Linked DNA regions of Homo sapiens: region 1 is linked to region 2. The links are chromatin contacts, found by Hi-C or POLR2A ChIA-PET in ENCODE. All regions are on one chromosome and are shown on one strand. Each heading gives the region's core, a stretch centred on a gene start or an enhancer-like site at or near the end of the contact. The rest is flanking DNA. Distances are from core to core; before and after follow the strand shown.

The links. Hi-C counts contacts between places; a loop is a spot of excess contacts on that map. ChIA-PET counts read pairs that join two places held with the same protein, here RNA polymerase II (POLR2A). Pooled maps may share reads with other maps.
Region 1: a loop to region 2 is called in a pooled map, with 3 times the contacts of the local background. The contact joins two enhancer-like sites. A Hi-C loop is called at or near these places in 2 of 50 pooled maps. POLR2A ChIA-PET finds 5 or more read pairs at or near these places in 2 of 52 experiments (OCI-LY7 and WTC11).

What each region holds. Positions count from the first base shown.
Region 1 is chr12:94,976,702-94,983,509 of GRCh38, forward strand. All of the region lies in intron 3 of NDUFA12 (NADH:ubiquinone oxidoreductase subunit A12), which reads right to left. Among named protein-coding and RNA genes, the nearest start is that of NDUFA12, 24 kb to the right of the region's middle. Within about 2 kb of position 5,475, at least 3 of the 41 ENCODE cell types and tissues checked have a DNase peak (open chromatin) inside an H3K27ac peak, as active enhancers do.
Region 2 is chr12:95,332,380-95,339,439 of GRCh38, forward strand. LOC105369917 (a long non-coding RNA gene) reads right to left here. Exons shown (of 11, transcript XR_001749265.1): 11 at 5,191-5,279. Among named protein-coding and RNA genes, the nearest start is that of MIR3685, 26 kb to the left of the region's middle. RefSeq lists an enhancer at 2,542-3,458. Within about 2 kb of position 4,257, at least 17 of the 41 ENCODE cell types and tissues checked have a DNase peak (open chromatin) inside an H3K27ac peak, as active enhancers do.

The sequences.
Region 1 (6,808 bases), core at 4,225-6,724, 350 kb before region 2:
TATCAAAATATTAATAGCAGTGGTTTCTACAAGTGGTGGGATAACAGGCTATTCTTATTTCTTTTGTTATTTTTTGAATTTTCTATAATGAACATGCTGAGCAGTTCCTCATTCACCAAGAGTAATACATAGTTTATTTCCACATTCCACATATGGAATTTTCCAACAAGGCATCTTTGTAAAATGTTAGAATCAATATTAAATGAAGCAATGAATACTCAGTGAAATGTGTTAAATAAAAGCTGAGTTTTAAAAATCAAAACAATCTTGTCTTCTGCTTATAATGAACACATTTTAACAGAGAAAGGGTATAAAGAAAAGTAACATTCTGTAACATAAGAGAAACTACCCAATTAATGCAGTTTGTAGTTTCTTAGAACACAGTCTCCTAATATTCTGATTTTTCTGGAGCAGAAAATAAACATTAGGAAGGACTTACTTTGAAGAAAATATTATCTGCCATTGACAGCTAGCAATTTATTTAGAGAAATAATATTTTAGAAGACTGTAACAGGCTAGGCACAGTGGCTGTCACATATAATCCCAGTGCTTTGGGAGGCCAAGGTTGGAGGATCACTTGAGGCCAGGAGTTTGACACCTTCTCTCTCAAAAACAAAAACATTAGCTGGGTGTGGTGGCATGCACCTATACTCCCAGCTACTCAGGAAGCTGAGGCAGAAGGATAGCTTGAGCCCAGGATTTTGAGGTTGCAGTGAGTTATGATCACGGCACTACACTTGGCCTAGGTGACAGAGCAAGACCTTGTGTCAAAAAAAAAAAACACCCCTCCGCCCCTGCCCCAAAAACCCCACAAAACTGTAACAAATGATTCAGTGGGTCAAAGTACTAAAAAGGACAGGTTGAAATTGCAATGTAATTCAGAGGTAAATCTAGTTTCAAATTCATTAGAAAGCTATAAAGGAGTAGCAGAAGATGCCATTTTTGGATCAGCTAAAGTGAAGAAAACTGATTATCATACCCAAAAAATAATGTTTGTTTCAAGTAAAATGTATATGTACATCCATTCATTCAACAAAAATCTATTGCAGAAATACTATGTGGTAGGCACTGTTCCAACATGGTATTTGGGGAAACATACAATAAATTAAATAATATAAAAAAAATGTTAAGCAGAGGTAGTTAAGTGCCATCAAGGAAAAAACCAGAGCAGGGGAAGAGTATGGAGTATGAGAGGGAACAGGGCTCTTATAGACTAGACCACCTGAAGAGCCACCAGATGGGCACTTGAATAAAGTGAAGGTGTGTGAGCCATGCCAAATCTGGGGAAACAGCTAGTGCAGAGACTGAGTTGGGAGTATGTTCACTGTTCAAGGAAAAGCAAGAAGGCCAATGTGGCCAAGTCAGAGTCAACAGGGCTGTGACTAGGACAGTGCATGCAGACTGTGATCACATAACGCCTCGCAGAGCATGGAAGGAGTTGGGGTTTTTACTCTCACTGTGATGGGAAGCCACTGGGTCATTCTGAGCAGAGACTTGATGTGTCTGATTTACATTTAAAAATATGCACTCTCATCACTTAGCATGTTGGGAACGCTAGTGCACTGCAAGAATGTTATCAAACCAGTTGGGAGGTGACTGTAGATGTCCAGGCAAGAGATAATTGTGCCTTGGACTAGGGTAACAGTCATAGAGGCAGTGATGAGATGTGGGATATATGGAGAAACGAAAGCAGGATGAACTTGCTAACAGACTGGACATTAGAGAATTAGACTGGGGGATGACACTGAAGTTTTGGGCTTGAGTAAACAAGAGTCATTTAAGTGCTTAGGAACATTTTGCTTGATAGGTTAATCTGCCTATGCACTGGGGATTTGAAGAATTGAAAAAACTCAAATATCAAATATGTTCAATTTATAAATGTGACTAAACTGCTTAAAGAGATGTATTAACTAAATTTGCAAATGGGTATTACTGTTTAGGACAATGTAATCCTTTCCATTAGAGTTTACCGAACATTCATCAAAGAACAAGAGAAAATGATTGTTCCTTATTTTTATGCAAAAAGTAATTCAATTTACTAATCTTTTTATCCTATTTATAAATTGAACCTCAAGAATGAAAAACAATTAGGTTTTTAAATTTGCAACTATAATAAATAGTATATTAATTTTAAATCCAAATTGCCCAACAATCCTTTCTAAATACAAAAGCCCCACAGAAACTAAAACACTCGAACTGACACAGTATTTAGTGAGACAGGAAAAATGTCTGTGACATATTAAGTGAGGGGAGGGAGAAGCAAGTCAGAAAATGTTGTATACATTATATGAGAAATGTGTAGGTATATGTTATTTATAATAATAAGCTTTCTTCTAAAGAAGGTGTGACCAATAAACTACAATCAGTTTTTCACACTGTGGTCTTTAAAAAACATTCCTCTGTGGAGTCCCAGCTACATGGGAGGCTGAGGCAGGGGGGATGCTTGAGCCCAGGAGTTCAAGGCTGTAGTGTGCTATGATTGCACCTGTGAATAGCTCCTGTACTCCATCCTCGGCAACAGAGCAAGACCCCACCTCTAAAACAAACACCCCCAAAACATTCTTTCTCTACCCAAAAGCAGACCCTCAAATAGTTGTTGAATCAGTGAATAAAATATTAACAGTATTGCTTCTGGGCCAAAGAATTGTTTCTACCTCATATTAATAATTCTCCAGATTTCCAAATTTTCTATAGCAATTGTATATTCTTATAATCAGAAAAAATCTTTTAATGGTGATTATAAGGATTGTTTTAATAACATGAAAAATTGCTTATAATATTGATGGAAAAAAGCAAGTAAAATGGAGTATGGTTATGAACACAACTACACAGAAAGGATTAAAAAGGGACGGGGTGAGGTGGCTTACACCTGTAATCCCAGCACTTTGGAAGGCTGAGGCAGGCGGATCACATGAGGCCAGGAGTTTGAGACCAGCCTGGCTAACATGGAGAAACCCCACCCCTATAAAAAAAAAAATACAAAAATTAGCTGGGTGTGGTCATGGGACCTGTAATCCCAGCTACCCAGGTGGCAGAGGCACAAGAATTGCTTGAACCTGGGAGGTGGAGGATGCAGTGAGCTGAGATCATGCCACTGCACTCCAGCCTGGGTGACAAGAGCAAGACCCTGTCTCAAAAAAAAAAAAAAGGATTAATGGAACTATGTCCAATATTGACAGTGCATGTCTACTAGGGGCTATGTGGATCACTCTCCTTTGCTAGAATGTTCAAACTTTTCTGATCTCTCCTCATTTCTTTCAAGAACAGATTCTATGTAGATTCAATGAATTTCATATTGCCAAATCACACGGACATTTTTCTGTCATCATCTTCCTCAACCTCTTGGCAACAATCAATACAACGAGGCTTCCCTGGCTGAAATACTCCTCTTTCTTCCCTTTCCTCCTACCTTGCTAGCTACTTACCTTGTTCTTTGCTGGTTTGGCAGGTTTGACCATTGTCCTAAGCTCGATTTGTATATTCAGCTGTTTACTTGATATATATCTAATCATGTAGATTTCACAACAGGTATCACACACTTACTATGTCCAAAAAGAGGCTTCTGATTCTAATTCTCCACCCCTACCAACCCGCCCTTCTACAAGTCTTCTCATCTCAGTGAATGGTCCCAGCATTATGGTACCAACCACTCAGGCCCCAAACCTATGAATCATCCTTGATTCTTCTCTATCGCCTCCATGTAATGGCCCTCACCTGCCACCCTGTTTCTCTACAAAGGCTTCTAGAACACATCACGCCAAATGAAAAACAGCTGACCACCACGATGTTAAGCATCTTAAACAAATTGGCCTTTCAAGGGCAAAACCATTTATTAATTTTTCCCTGGGCACAGAAAAATTTTCAGGGACAAAATTATTTTCTGTTAAAAAAAAAAAGAAACCCTTTACCATACACTATTATTTTTTAAATGATGTATTTATGTATTACTTCAGTAAATTAATTTTAATAAGAAAAATCAATGTACGAGGAGAGACTGGTGTAACTATGCTGAGAGAGAAAGACATGTTACTAAGAAATGAACAGAAAGTGCCACCAAGTGGGAAAACGGTATACGTGCAATAGAGAAAAATCTAACCAAGCCATGTCTTGCTTTGTTTTTTTTTTTAACTTGGTTCAAAGGACTTCAAGGTTCCAATACTTCAAACCACAAAAAGCACATCTTTATTTCTTCTGATACAAGTGAAAACAATAATTTTATACAGCCGTGCATGAAATAGCCCAAACTTTCTACTTTTCTACACTAATTCTATATAAATGCTAACTACCATAACAATGAAAATGAAGACTTCTGTGTGTTACTGTGTAGACGGTGGCAATTAGATAACTTCAGAATAAAACTGAAGGCAATAAAATTGGCATTGAACAAAATAAAGACAAGAACAAGAGAAAAAAAAAGAAAGAAAAAGTAGTATAGAATAGTACTTGAGCTGGGCACGGTAGTTCACACCTGTAATGTCAACACTTTGGGAGGCCAAGGCAGGTGGATAGCTTGAGCCCAGGAGTTTGAGACCAGCCTGGGCAACATGGCAAAACACTGTCTCTACTAAATACATACATACATACATACATACAAACAGTAGCCGGGCATGGTGGCCCGTGCCTGTAGCCCCAGCTACTCCGGGTGCTGAGGCAGGAGGATGGCTTGAGCCCAGGAGGTCGAGGCTGCAGTAAGCCAAGATCGCACCACTGAACTCCAGCCTGGGTGATAGAGCGAGACACTGCCTCAAAATAAAATAAAATGTTATTTGTTATCTACTTAAATACTTTCAGGGTATTCTACTCAATCAAATTAAATATAAATTCCTGAAGAAGAAATTAATATCTTGTTGCTGATCCCATAAGAGAATAAAACATATAGGAAAATGAAGGTACTGTAAAAAAAGACACTAAATTAGAACACAGTATTAGTACTAGTATTCATTAAGTGCCTATAAACTACAAGAGAACAAAGACCATACATATTTCACTCACCACTGTGAATATATAAACCCATCAAGGCCTGACATATAGGGGGGTGCTCAATATATATTTGTTGAATGAATCAAGTTTGTAAGCAGACTGTGTTAGGTTCTAGGCAATCCGTTTCTTATTTTCAAGGCACGTGTAGCTCAACTGCCCATCCAAGAAGTTTGCACCACCATCTTTTGTTTTTGTACTGGTGGACTTAGCAGCCTTTACTGGTGGCTGGTAGATTCAAAGAAGTGAAGGCCTTTAGACCAGAGAGATAAAATGAGCTCATTTTTCCACAAGATTTCTAATGTTTCCCATAAGATTAGAGAACATTAAATGAAACAGAGAAGCTGACTAAAATTCTATCCAAAACGCTAATGTCTCTAAGGGAAATCTTTCCCTAGGTGAGATTATGCAGCTACTGAACAGACTCATAAGACTATCATAGGCCACACTTGGCATCTGAGAACTCAGGACAGAGGACAGGAATCACAGCTTGCCAGCTGGGCAGCATCAGATGTTCCTCTCCCTGGGAGTCTGTGCAGTTGTTCATGCAAGTGACAGCTCACCCAGCCGTCCAGAAGCTATTTTCTTTTTCTTTTCTTTTTTTTTTTTTTTTTTGAGACAGAGTCTCTCTGTTGCCCAGGCTGGAGTGCAGTGGTGTGATCTCGGCTCACTGCAAGCTCCGCTTCCCAGGTTCATGCCAGTCTCCTGCCTCAGCCTCCCAAGTAGCTGGGACTACAGGCGACCGCCACTAGGCCCGGCTAATTTTTTTTTGTAGTTTAAGTGGAGACGGGGTTTCACTGTGTTAGCCAAGATGGTCTCGATCACCTGACCTCATGATCTGCCTGCTTTGGCCTCCCAAGGTGCTGTGTGTGAGCCACCACGCCCGGCCCAGAAGCTATTTTCTTTAACTCCCTAGATGACACAGCTCAGGCTCAAGGGAGATGAGAGCATCATGAGACAGGTGCAGGAGCTGCCCTAACTTCAAAGCTTTACGCTCCACCAGAGCCAACGTCTCTAGTAACTCCAAAGGCATAGCTTCAGGATTCCCTTTCCCACAGGGTCATGCCAGTTCTAAGAGCAGCAGCACTCACCAGGCATTTCTAATTCCTCTCAATCCAGAGGCAATTTCCCAATCAGAGGTCGATTTTATATTGCAATACTGTTAAAACAATTTTATCTGGTTTCCAGGATAACAGAGCTAGGCATTTAACTGAAGGTCATATTCTCCTAACCCTTAATTTATAAAGTTAAGTTGAATACTACACTAGATAAAATCAAACCAAAATCCTATCTCCAGCATCAATCTCTAGCCTAACCAACAGGCTAGTTTTCAACTGTCTACTCACCTTCTCACGTGGTCGTCTATCAAGCTTCTCATACTTAACGTAGACTACCTCTTCTAAACCTGCTCCCCCTACTCCACTCTTCCCTATCTCAGTAACTGTACCTCTAGTAGTTCAGGCCAAAAATATTGAAGTCATCCTTGACTGGTTTTTCTCTCAAAAGCCAATCAATCAGCAACTCCTGCTGACCCCATCTTACTTGGCACCCTCTAAGAGGGCCTCCAACGATCACTGCCTCCTGGTATTCACACCCTTGTATAATACCCTCATTTTAAGTGTGGCTGGACTGATTGACTTGCTTCTAATAAATAGACAACTGAAGTATGGGATATCACTTCCTAGATGAGGTTTAAAAAGACTGTTCCTTCCACCTTGGTCTGGGGAAGCCAGACGCCATGTCAAGAGGTGGCCTGTGCAGAGGTCTACTGAATGAGCTGGGAAGCAAATCTTCTGAGGTCTGTCTACAGCCACATGAGTAAGTGTGGCAG
Region 2 (7,060 bases), core at 3,007-5,506:
CAATTGAAGAGAGTTAGGGCCTTGCTCTGGATTAGGCTTTGGCTTAAGGGAATGTTGTGGCTGATTTGATCTTCTATCCAGATGACTAAAATTTTCTCCCTGTCAGTAGTAAGGCTGTTTTGCTTTATTATCATTTGTGTATTCACTGGAGTAGCATTTTCATTTCCTTCTAGAACTTTTCCTTTGCATTCACAACTCGACTAAACTGAATGGTGAAAGGCAGCCTTGCTCTCGGCCTATGTCAGCTTTCAACATGCCCTTCTCACTAAGCTTAATCATTGCTAAATCATAGCTTTTGATTTAAAGTGAGAGTTGGGCAAGTCTTCCTTTCACTTGAATACTTAAAGGCCACTGTAGCCCTAATTTCAATATTGTTGTGTCTCAGGGAATAGGGAGGCTAGAGGAGAGGGAAAGAGATTGGGAAAATAGCCAGTCAGCAGAGCAGTCAAAATACACGCAACATTGATCAAAATTAAGCCATTTTATATGGGCTTGGTTTGTGGTGCCTGAAAACAGTTACAATAGTAACATCAAAGATCATTGATCTCAGATCACTCTAAGAAATATAATAATAATGAAAAGTTTGAGGCCAGGCGCTGTGGCTCATGCCTTTAATCCTAATACTTCAGGAGGCCAAAGTGGACAGATCGCTTGAGCCTGAGAGTTCAAGGCCAGCTTGGGCAACATGGCGAGACCCCATAGCTAATAAAAATACAAAAAATTAGCTGGGTGTCGGGGTGCGCGCCTGTACATCCAGCCACTCGAGAGGCTGAGGTGGGAGCTCAGGAAATGGAGGCTGCAGTGAGTTAAGATCACACCACTGCATTCCAGCCTGGGTGACGGGAGGGAGACCCTGTCCTTAAAAAAAAAAAAAGTTTGAAATGTTGCTACAATTACGAAAATGTGACCCAGAGACATGTGGTGAGCTCATGCTGTTGGAAAAATGGTGCTGATAGACTTGCAGGACACAGGGTTGTCAAAAATCTTCAGTTTGTAAAAATCACGATATTTGTGAAATGCAATAACTACAAAGCACAGTAGAATGAGGTGTGCTCATACACCTAACCATTAGCAGTGCTTAGTTCTGGGTAGCAGAAGTGTGAATGCTTTTAATTTCTTTCTTTATGCTTTTCTGCATTTTCAAAAATCAAAGTATACCAGAGGACCCTCCCTGCAAATAATCTGTGGTGCTGACTTCTCACAAAGCAGTCATATAAGCCTCCAAAGACCTTCAGGATCGGAATACTAAGAAGGTAAAATAAATTGGAAGATGTGGCCTGGGTGCAGTGGCTCACGCCTGTAATCCCACCACTCTGGGAGGCCTAGGCGGTGGATCACCTGAGGTCAGGAGTTTGAGACCAGCCTGGCCAACATAGCGAAACCCTGTCTCTACTAAAAATACAAAAATTAGCCCGGCCTGGTGGAAGGCACCTGTTAATTCCAGCTTCTCGGGAGGCCGAGGCAGGAGAATCGCTTGAACCCAGGAGGTGGAGGTTGCAGTGAGCCGAGATTGTGCCACTGGACTCCAGCCTGGGTGACAGAGCAAGACTGTCTCAAAGAAAAGAAAAGAAATAGGAAGATGAGTAGATGTGTGCACATCTCTGCAGGGACAGAAAGATATGGGTGTTCCTGGAGCTGCTTACTGCTCTGTTCTGGTAAGTCCCAGAAAGTTCTCAATCTCTGCTGCCCAAGGCCTCCTCTCATAAATCCTTTTACCCTCTCTGCTGATCATGTGGTTGGTCCCTGCAGGGTAGAGGCTACCAAAACTCTGATAAAATATCCTTAATATATACTGAATAGGATACAAAAATGCATGTGGAGTGGAGCACGGTGGCTCATGCCTGTAATCCCAGCACTTTGGGAGGCCGAGGCAGGTGGATCACCTGAGGTCAGGAATTTGAGATCAGCCTGGCCAACACGGTGAAACCTCATCTCTACTAAAAATACAAAAATTAGCCAGGCATGGTGGCACACACCTGTAATCCCAGCTACTCAGGAGGCTGAGGCAGGAGAATCGCTTGAATCCAGGAGGCGGAGGTTGCAGTGAGCCAAGATCATGCCACTGCACTCCAGCCTGGGCAACAAGAGTGAGACTCCCTTTCAAAAAAAAAAAAAAAATGCGTGTGGTTGCAGTTTGCCCTAAGAGGGCCCATGCTGTCTGGGTGTTCGGTAGCTAAAGTTAGAAAAGGCTTTGAAGTGTCTGAAGAGGAGAGACAGGGAAGTGACTCACAGCTCAACAGCTTCACCCTCTGGCTTTGATGGTCCTTGGCTCCGTGATGCTCAGTGTCTGTGTGAGTCTCAGAGAGCAAAAGCCCAATCCACAGCCCACCTGTTTGTATTCTTCACCCTCATTTGAGATTCTCAGAACTCAAGGAGAGCTCCTTTAGAAAATATGACTGCAGTTGTAGTGTAGTTGAAATATCAAAAACCTTTGTTATTAAAAAACCCAAACCTTTATTATGTCACTTGTAATAAAATATAAATGTGCTAAATTGGCTCAAATAAGTTGGATCAAATAATATTAAATAAAACAAAGGTGAAAAAAGAAACTTAAAAATAATTTTTTTTTGATGGGATCTCACTATGTTGCCCAGGCTGGTCTTGAATGCCTGGTCTCAAGCAATCTTCCTGTCTAGCTTCCAAAAGTGCTGAGATTACAGGCCTGAGCTACTATGCCCAGCCAAGAAACTATTTAAGTACTATAAGTTTTGTTGTGCTCGCTTCGGCAGCACATATACTAAGTACTAAAAGTTTTGTGATATAATTTCTTAAGTTGATAATTCTATTTTAGTCTTTCAACCTGATTATAAGAATTTGGGACAAAGGCTCACGTAAACATGACTTTGGCTCGGGGCAGTGGCTCATGCCTGTAATCCCCCCATTTTGGGAAGATGAGGCAGGAGGATCTATCACTTAAGGCCAGGAGTTTGATGCCAGTCTGGGCAACATAGTGAGACCTCAAATCTACAAAAAATAAAATTAGTCATGTGTGATGGTGTGTGCCTGCCGTCCTAGCTACTTAGGAAGCTGAGGCGGGAGGATCCCTTGAGCCCAGGAGTCAAGGCTGCAGTGAGCTATAATTGTGTCACTGCACTCCGGTCTAGGTGACAGACTCTGTCTCGCTTAAAAAAAAATTAACATGGCTTCATTCCTCATAAAACATTGTGATGAAGAGTCACAATGTTTTGAGTCACTATTCTCTTTACTCCATCTTTGGAGAGGTACGGTGGAGGAGAACAAAAAATGGCCCAAACCAAGCCTTTTAAAGCCTCCTGAAGCACTCAATTCATTTTCTGTCTTGTCCCTTTAAAGGAGAGACATGGCTGGTTCCATCATTCTCTCTCCTCTACTGCGGTGTCACTACACACTTCCACCATTTCCACTGGTCACCTGGAATTGTAACTACAGACTACAGTATTTGTTCCTGTTTTTGTTGTTTTTCGAAATGGAGTCTCACTCTGTCACCCAGGCTGGAGTGATTCTCCTGCCTCAGCCTCCCAAGTAGCTGGAATTATAGGCACACGCCACCATGCCTGGCTAATTTTTGTGTTTTTATTAGAGACGGGGTTTCACCACGTTGACCAGGCTGGTCCTGAACTCCTGGCCTCAGGTGATCCTCCCACCTCAGCCTCCCAGGGAAGTGCTAGGATTATAGGCATGAGCCACTGCAGCTGGCCTGTTCCTGTATTTGCATCTGAACAGTATTTGTATCTGGACAGGAACTCTCTTCCCTCTTGAAGTCAAGGATCACGTCAGAACAGATAGAATAATGTAAATATGTGAGCTGGCAATTTGGAAATAATATTCCACAGAGACAATCTTGTCCCACCCCAGAGCCCTGGATGCACATGTGTATAAAAAAGAACACCTCAGTTAAAGAATCCTTCCAGCCCCATGCATCCGAACAAACAGCTGAAATGAATTTTCAGCTGAGTTTTCACAACGCTCATTGCAAGCTCTTTGCCCTCATTAAATTATCAGGAAAATGCAAGTAATTTATTATGTGTAATCACATCATTCGCGGTAGCACTTCGCCCAGAGAAACCTAGCCCAATATGGTAACATCAGAACAATGCTTCACCTCACATCTTCCTTTGAAAGATAAAGAAAACACAGAATCATTCTGCTTCTCTCCGGGAAGGAAGGCAAAGCGTTTCCCCAGGCCCTCAGAACACCATCTGGCTGCAGTCTTTCCTTTTAGGGACCTGGTATTTTCTGGCCCAGGGACAAAGCGCATTTATTTCAGATGGATCAACACTGTCACCCAGCGGGCAGACAGCTGGGCAGGCTGAGGCCTTAGCCTTGCTCTTGGCTTGACAGCCAGATACTGACAGCCAGTATTTGAATAGGAACCTGTTTGTTTCGGGTGATCAGGATTAATTGTTAATATTCTCTTGGAGGGAACTGGGACAACCTCAGCTGACAAGCCTTTGATTTGGATGTCATGGGTGAGTGCAACTTAAGAAAGACATATATTTTCATCGTGCTGATGCTTTTTTTTTTTTTTAAGCCACTAGTGAATTTATAAGAAGCACAGGCTGTAAACCAACCAAGCATGTCTACCAAGACTCCCAGAATCAAATAGGTTTGCAGGAGCAGGGTGATATTTGGTCACCTGTCAGGTACTCTGGGAAGACTCCTCTACCACAAAATAAGACTAGTTGTTCATTGTTCGTAGTGACAGTGATGAATATTTTGAAAACTGAAAATAGATGTGTGTGTGTGTGTGTGTGTGGTGTGTGTGTGTGTGTATCTGTGTATTGAAATGTCAGGAAATAATCTGCATTACTACGGTGAAATCAGTGGATGAGTTAGTCTTTGTTTCTCTATTTTGTATATATCTCAGAAGACATGCACGGGATGCAACCTCTGTCCCATCTCATTTGTACTGAGTCCTTTTCTCTTGTCTAAACTGTCACTTGACACTTGAAACAAGCTGGATTCCTTTGCATATTGAGGTAGGCTCTGTGCCTTCTTGCTAAATGTACGGTTGAATTATTTCTTCTCCCCAGCTGGAACTCATCAACAAGCTGAAAGCATTCATCTGGGAACACTTTACACTTCTTACGAGCATGTCCGAGGAAGTGGGGGCTGAGACTTCACCTTGTAGAAACTCTTGCAGAATTTTGATTAAAAGCAGTCTCTGTTCATAGTGAGAAAATCTGGATTTGAATTCTGATCCCACCACATGCGAGCTCCTTGACCTTAGATAAGTTAACCTGTGTCTCAGTTTCCACCTCTGTTATCAGGGATAAAATTAGTACCTACCCCCTGGATTGCTGTGAGGATTTAGATAAGAAAATACACATGAATAACTTAGCACAGTGCCTGGGCACATAGTTAAAGATCAATAAACATTAGTATTACCATTGTCATAATTATTATAATGATATCTATCATATATATTATTCCCAAAATGCAACTTTCATAAAGTGCCTCTAGGCTAGCAGATGAAATCATGGCATCTTTTTAGCTGGAAGGGTCCTGAAAGATCATCCAGTCATTGCTTCTCATTAAAATCACCCAGAGAAACTTTTAAAACAAACGCTAATACCTCATTGTAGCCAGACAAAATAATACTTACTGTATGAATCCTTTTTTTTTTTTTTTGAGATGGAGTCTTGGACTGTCACCCAGGCTGGAGTGCAGTGCCATGATCTCCGCTCACCGCAACCTCTGCCTCCTGGGTTCAAGTGATTCTCCTGCCTCAGCCTCCCAAGTAGCTGGGATTACAGGCACCTGCTACCACGCCCGGCTAATTTTCTGTATTTTTAGTAGAGATGGGGTTTCACTATGTTGGCCAGGCTGGTCTTGAACTCCCTACCTCGTGATCCACCTGCCTCAGCCTCTGAAAGTGCTGGGATTACAGGCATATGAATCCTTTTAGATGAAATTCTAGAAGGGACAAACCTAATCTATAGTGACAGAACACTGATCAGTGGTGATCTGGGGATGATGTTGGAAGGACTGGCAGCTAATGGGCCAAAGGAAACTTTTAGGGTGATGGCAGTGTTTTCTATCTTGACTGTGGAAGTGATTACATGGGTACATACGTTTGTCAAACTCATTGGCGCTTAAAATATTCACTTGAACGCATTACGTTGTATGTAAACTATATTGTAATAAAGAGAATACTGATGCTGGGTCTCATCCACAGACATTCTGATTTAATTGTTCGAGGGTGAAGCCCAGAAGTCATTTTTTTTTCATGTATCCAAAGCATCAGCTGTGATTGAGAGCCACTGATCTAACTCAGTCTTCTTTTTTTCCAGATGACATGAACCCAAACAAATACAGCTGGTTAAAGGGGAAGGTCTTAGACTAAAATTCAGGTCACCTGGTTTCTTGTGCGCCAAACCTTATCTTTACTTACAACATGTCCTCTGCCTGGAACCTCTTTCTCTTCCTTCTTCTCATCTCTCTGACAAAATCCTACCTACCCTTAGGGGCTAGTATACAGTTGGCTTTAACCAATAGTATGAGCAATAGCATACCGCATAACTTTTGAGGCTGGAGTGCAGTGGTGTAATCACAGCTCCTTGCAGCCTTGACTTCCAGGCTCAAGTGATCCTCTTGCCTCAGCCTCCTGAGTAGCTAGGGCTACAGGCATACACTACCAAGCCCAGCTAATTTTTTTAATTTTGTAGAGACAGGGTCTCACTATGTTGCCCAGGCTGGTTTTGAACTCCTGGGCTCAAACAATCCTCCCACCTCGGCCTCCCAAAGTGCTGGGATTACTGGCATGAGCCACTATGCTCGGCCAGGAACATTCCTTCTTCAAACCAGCACCATGTTGTGAGGAAACCCAACTGGCTATGAGGAAACCCAAGTGGCTATGCACATATGACACTTCTCAGGAAGCCTCAGGCTGTGGCTCACCCCACTGGACTAGGAGCTCCTTGGCAGAAGGAACTGTGGCTCATTTTATTGACTGAGTGAGTGGGTGAGTGTATCTTCAGTATTCAGTACTTGTGTTTGGCACAGAGCAGACAGTCAATAAACATTTGTTGAACTGAAAAACCAGTGGAAGGGAATTAGCATTCATTGCCTATGATGTGCC